Linked DNA regions of Homo sapiens: region 2 is linked to region 1. The links are chromatin loops, found by intact Hi-C in ENCODE. Cell type or tissue: ascending aorta. All regions are shown on one strand. Links, peaks and the distances in the headings refer to the core of each region. The heading gives the core; the rest is flanking DNA. Region 1 overlaps SOX13 (SRY-box transcription factor 13). Region 2 holds the start of ETNK2 (ethanolamine kinase 2).

The links. A loop is a pair of places that touch in the nucleus more often than their neighbours do. Peaks named below come from ENCODE experiments on the same cell type or tissue, not always from the same donor. Only the 100,000 strongest peaks of a DNase experiment are listed, where the experiment ranks them.
Region 2: it touches region 1 in a loop (4-fold over the local background); 2 of 110 quality-filtered maps call a loop at or near these places.

Annotation. Positions count from the first base shown.
Region 1 is chr1:204,079,461-204,082,352 of GRCh38, forward strand. All of the region lies in intron 1 of SOX13 (SRY-box transcription factor 13), which reads left to right. Among named protein-coding and RNA genes, the nearest start is that of SOX13, 7.8 kb to the left of the region's middle. RefSeq lists enhancers at 981-1,275, 2,685-2,892. In ascending aorta, for the core only: no CTCF peak of the experiment used is centred there; a DNase peak (open chromatin) is centred at 1,111; H3K4me3 peaks cover 1,316 bases; H3K27ac peaks cover 2,500 bases.
Region 2 is chr1:204,150,669-204,153,560 of GRCh38, forward strand. ETNK2 (ethanolamine kinase 2) reads right to left here and starts at 1,376. Exons shown (of 8, transcript NM_018208.4): 1 at 927-1,376. The coding sequence starts at 1,184. RefSeq lists an enhancer at 455-1,154. In ascending aorta, for the core only: no CTCF peak of the experiment used is centred there; DNase peaks (open chromatin) are centred at 188, 692, 1,233, 1,603 and 1 weaker place; H3K4me3 peaks cover 2,211 bases; H3K27ac peaks cover 2,088 bases.

The DNA of each region.
Region 1 (2,892 bases), core at 116-2,615:
TCAGCCTCCTGAGTAGCTGGGATTACAGGCATGCGCCACCACGCCCGGCTAATTTTTGTATTTTTAGGAGAGTTGGGGTTTCACCATGTTGGCCATGGCTGGTCTCGAACCCCCGACCTCAGGTGATCCGCCCACCTCAGCCTCCCAAAGTGCTGGGATTACAGGTGAGAACCACCGAGCCTGGCCTCACAGCATAGAACCTTGTAGCTACCACCTGCTACTCCAGGTGGCTCTCCCGCCTTAGTGGGTGGCAGGGGGTCCTTCCTGCTTTAGGAATGCCCTGAGGCCTGCCTCCCTGCTCACTCCTGGCAAGAGCACATTGTGGTGCTGTCAGGGAGGACCTCCATGGTCTCAGATGGAACAGCAGCAGTGGTCAGACCTCCTAGAGGCTGTGAGGTGAGGAGGAAGTGGCTGAGGTTTCCCCTGCCTCCTCCTAAGGTCATCCATGGGCAAACCAAAGCTGCAGGATGTGCTGTGTGTGTGGCCTGGTATCTCAGAGTCCTGGGTGTGCACAGGGTGTGCACAGCTAGGAGACGTCCCGAGATCTGTACCCACATGTTGAGGGCTTCAGCCAGGGGTGTTTTTTGGGGGAGCGGAATTTGTGTGGCATAGTAGAGGAAAAGAAGGAAGAAGTGGGGACAGTATCTCCAGCTGCCACCTTTCTTCCCAAATAGCTTTGGATACCCAGGCCCTTTTGGTCACAGGAAGTCTGACACTGGGAAGTCATCAAATTTGGAATTCAGTTCCCTCCACTCTCCCCCCAGCGGTGGCCTTAGCATTTAAATAGCCTTGGCATGAAGCCCTATAAACTGCCCAAGGGATTGGGGCAGGGTTAGGGGGAGGGGTATTGGTGTTACCCCCAACATTGTCCCCCTGTGTCTTCTGGGGACATGTCCAAGCTAGGGTGTCAGTGTTTTGGCTTGAGAGGAGAGAGGGGAAGGGGCCACAGACTGGGCAGGAGCCCTCCTGGCTCCCCTCCCGCTCTGGTGGTTTTGATCGTAATCCCTGCCTGCCAAGCCTGGAGCTCCCTGGGGGATCCGCCCCAGAGGAGGCCCGACTGTTCTCCTCCCCTCTGCCTTACCTCCCCCAGTCCCCGCCCCCTGCTTGACTCAGAATGGAATGTGCAGCCTGTGGAACAAGATGGGGTGAGAACTAGTTCCCAGAGGGCCTTGGTCCCGCCCCTCCCATCCCCCAACAAAGGGGGTGAGGAACCTGGAGGCAGGGCCTGCTCCCAGGTATGGCTGGTGTTTCCCTGATGCAGACTCAGGTCCTGTGCTGAGTTGGTGCAGAGGCAGGCAGGTGCTGTGGGGGTCCAGGACTAGCCATTTGAAGGTTTTCATATAAGTCCACCATGCGGGGCAGGTGCTGAGTTAGAGAAAGTGCAGCAGGCAGAGCAGCTCCAACTCCAGCTTCTGTAGCTGGGGGTGGTCAATATCCTTTGTTGACTTTTTTTTTTTTTTTTTTTTGAGATGGAGTTTCACTCTTGTTGGCCAGGCTGGAGTATGCAATGGTGCCATCTCAGCTCACCGCAACATCCGCCTCCCAGGTTCAAGCAATTCTCCTGCCTCAGCCTCCTGAGTAGCTGGGATTACAGGCATGCGCGACCATGCCTGGCTAATTTTTTGTATTTTTAGTAGAGACGGGATTTCTCCATGTTGGTTAGGCTGGTCTCGAACTCCCGACCTCAGGTGATCCGCCTGCTTTGGCCTCCCGAAGTGCTGGGATTACAGGCATGAGCCACCACTCCCAGCCATGACTTCTTTCTTTTTTTTAAAGATCGTGGCTCATATTCGTTTTCTTATTTCTGTAGTCTCTAAGAGTAATACAACAATGTGTATCACTTTCGTCATCAGGATGAAAAGGATTTAAAATAAATCTAATATTTCCAGATAGTGAAACAGAAATGTCATCAGTGTTTGTTTCCACGGAAGACCAAGAGGAGTCACGGTTTGACCAGCGCTAAGAGGGGATGTGGCAGGAAGAGTGGTTGTGCAAATGTGTCAGACTGGGCTGATGCCCTTTCACGATGACAACTGAGTGGGCCCCACGGACCCCCTGGCGGGCTCTGGGGGTGGGGGTTGGGGGGTTGCCTGGGACTCATGGGGCCTCCTGCTTTGGCCCTGGCGCCTAGGAAAGGCTAGACAGGGAGGGGAGCCTTGGCGTGAGCTGCCCTCACACTGACTTAAAAGCATTAACTCTTGCCTGGCCACACAAGGCAGGACCTGGCACTCCTCAGAGTGGAGGGTGAGGAGGGTTTTCTGTCTTAGCCCTCAGCCTGTGTGGGGTATGAGGTCCCCCACCCTCATGCGAACAACCTCTCCCCACCCTCCAGCCCTACTGAAGGAGTCTGAAGTCACTCAACCATCCTTGTGAGGTTTTGGTTCTGGCCTGTTCCATGAGGGTGGGGTAGGGTGGGGAAAGAAGGGGGAATAAAATGTAGTGGGGAGGGGTGGAAGGAAGCCTGTGTGCAGGTACAGCCGTGGCTCAGAGGCAGGTGGGGTGAGGGCAGTGGGGCTTGAATAGGGCGCTGTCGAAAGCAGAGGGAGTGGCCCCTTCAGCCCCTGCTGTTTCTCAGGCTTGCCCGGCTCCTCTTTTCTTGGCTGGTGGTGGGGTGTGTGTGGGGGGGAGGGAAGCTGAGTGTGATGTGTGTGTGAGTGTAATGTGAGTGTGATGTGTGTGTGGGTGTATGTGTGGGGGGCCAGGTGTGTGTGTGTTTGTGAAGGGCTGAGCGTGATGTGTGTATCTATGAGTGTGATGTGTGTGTGTGGAGGGCCAGGTGTGGTGTGTGTGTGTGTGTGCACATATGTGTGCAGGCAGGCAGGGGCCTGTGCTCTGGAGACCCTGGCCAGGCTCCTCCAACCCATGGGAACCAGGCAGGGCCTCCGAGAACTC
Region 2 (2,892 bases), core at 1-2,500, 71 kb after region 1:
ACTGGCAGATAGCACGTTAGATCAGTGCTGGAATTAACCTCAGGCCTGCTTGATGCCTTGACAGTCTTATACCAAACTGGGCCTTTTATTTTGAAAACGCTACTCCATCCCCAGGGCGGGTTCTGTCAGCCTCCACACTTGGTTAAGAACCTCCCCACAACTTTGCCCCCACCCCACCCCAGAATGCCTGTCTGCATGGAGCCGCTACCATTCCAGCACAAGCTACAAGCGCCCCACTCGGCACCTTCCTCCACAGGCAGCCCACAGCGGGGCTGGAGGTAGTCAGCTGGGGAGTTAGCCTAAGGCTCAGTGAGTGGCTCTGCCCACAGGTGTGTCCTGGGACCTGTGTCCAGCTGGGGCTGGGGAAGATGGCCTGTGTGGGGGTGCTGAGCCCGAGCCTGCAGCGATGGTGAGGAGCTGAGTGCTAGCTGGAATTCCACAGGGTGGCTCCTGGGACCCACAGGGGCAGCTCAGAGCCTGGAGGATTTGCTCCCACCATGGGGTGGAGAAGGGGCAGCAATGTATGCATGTATGGCTGGGTCGGGGGGGCGGGGGGTCTCTTAAAAGTTCCCGCCTCCTCAGGTTTCAGAGCTGGCTGGGTACGCGCTTCTGGTCAGCGAGGGGCACCAGCACGCAGCGACAGGGGGTGCGGCCCGCACACGCAGCATGCCGACAGTGGGCAGGTGGCCACCAGGCGTGCCTAAGAGCCCCGGGAGGAGGGGGGCGTGTGCAGGGCCAAGGGAGGTGTGAGCCTAGTTTTGGTAGCGACGAAATCAATCCGTACACAAACCACGTTCCAAACCTTTCTTGCGCAGCAGCCGCGCACCCCTGGGACTGACACCCGGAAGGATGCGAGGACTGGGTCCCCGCATCCCCCTGGCAGCCCTGGCAGGACCCCATCCTCGGCCCCGCGCCCACTCCGCTACCTTGGTCCGAACTTGCTCGGGTTTCCAATGCGGCCGCAGCTCCTGGATGAGGCGCAGGGCCCCGGGAAGGATGTCGTCCGGGTCCACGGAAATGCCGAAGTACGCGACGGCGGCGGCCCTCGGGGGGCCCGGCGGCTCCCGGCAGCTGGCGCTGGCCGCCGCCTTCTCCTCCATGCCCCATGAGCACTGCGGGCAAGGCGTGTGCCTCCTCAGGTGAAAGGACGCGCGCGGCTGAGGGGCCGAAGGGGGCACAGCCATTCCCAGCAGCCCCACCCCCTCGGAGCCGCGGCAGACGCTAGCCCCGGCGGGGGGGTCCGGCGAGGGAGTGGGAGTGGTAGAGGAGGGGCCAGGGGAAGTCCATGACTCAGGCGCGAGCTGCCCGCTTCGATCGCCGGCTCGCGGCCCGCCGCCCACCGCCGACCCCGGAGCGCCGCGGCCCGCCGCGATTGTGACATCACGGGCGGTGGCCCGCGGGAACGCCCCCGGCCCGCCCCCGCCCCGGCCCGCGGGCCGCTGGGGAGCTCAGCCAGCCACCGCCGGCAGCTGAGGCCGCCGCTACCTGGAGCGCGGGGTGGGGGCGACGCCCCCCTGGGGGCCGGTGACGCCGGGGGTGGGGCCTCCGCTGGCTCCGCCCCGCCCGGGTCCCCGCCGGGGCTGGCTTCCCGGCCTCCGAGGCCGCGAGACTCCAGCTCTCTCCCGGTAGCCTGGGGTGGAGGCGGGGGAGGGCTCGTCCTGCGCCCCCACCTCATCCTGGAATAGAGAGATCCGCTGCTCCCACGACGTCAGCTTGGGCTCGCCCCTCTGTGCCCCTGCTCCGTGCCCCCAGTCCCCGGACCCCGGGAAATGGCTCTGCAGGGGCGGCCCCTGCTGCATCTCAAAGGTCCTTCCCTGCAGAGAGCCCCCCCCCACACCCAGGCAACCTCCCATCCCCGACAGAAACACACTGCATGAAGAGGGGACATTGGGTGATAGCGTTGGGGTGAGAGTGTGCCAGTCCAGCAGACTGCGCTGTCCCCTGGCAGGCCACTGAACAGCCAGGGCGTTGGAGTGTTTGGGCACATCCTGGGCAGGACTTGGGGCCAGACTGAGTTAAAGCCTCCCTCCCATCCTGAGCGTGTGAATGGAGCCAGGTAGCAGGCCAGCGGTGTACCCGAGCCCAGTGCTTTGCTTGGCATTCGGGGTGTGAAGTGGACAGACCCTCGCGCGTCCTGGGGAGGACAGCCAAATGCCTGGCGCAGCTAAGGGCCAAAGCAAGGCATGGTGATGGCTGGGGGTGGGAAGGAAGGGGAAGGGGTGACAAGGTGTCCCGGGGCAGGTTGCTGTGGGGAGGAGACATGGAGAGAGGCCAGGCCGGCTCAGGGGGCAAGTCCCTCTACTAGCCAGATTCTCCTTTGGTCATTCTCTGCCACCTTCTGAGCAGGGCTCTGTTGGCTGCCAGCCCTATTTGTTGTAGTGAGGCCTCAGGGATCTCACTAGTCACTATCTCTCACTGCCCCACCCAGAAAAGCGCCTTCAGAGAAGGGGCCCTTTCCTATTTTCCCAGTTACCCCTTTGGCCTATCCCGGAACCTCTCAACCGCAAGGCTCCTATGCTTACTGCGGTCCAGAATCCAGCTCTGCCTAGCAGAACTTCTGCAGTGATTGAAATGTTCTATATCTACTGTCCAATGCAGTGACCACTAGCCACGTTGATTTTATTAAAAAAATTTTTTTATTTGAGACAGAATTTCGCTCATGTTGCCCAGGCTGCTGGAGTGCAATGGTGTGATCTCTGCTCACCACAACCTCGGCCTCCTGGGTTCAAGCGATTCTCCTGCTTCAGCCTCCTGAGTAGCTGGGATTACAGGCATGTGCCACCACGCCCAGCTAATTTTGTATTTTTAGTAGAGACGGGGGTTCCTCCATGTTGGTCAGGCTGGTCTTGAACTCCTGACCTCAGGTGATCCACCCTCCTCGGCCTCTCAAAG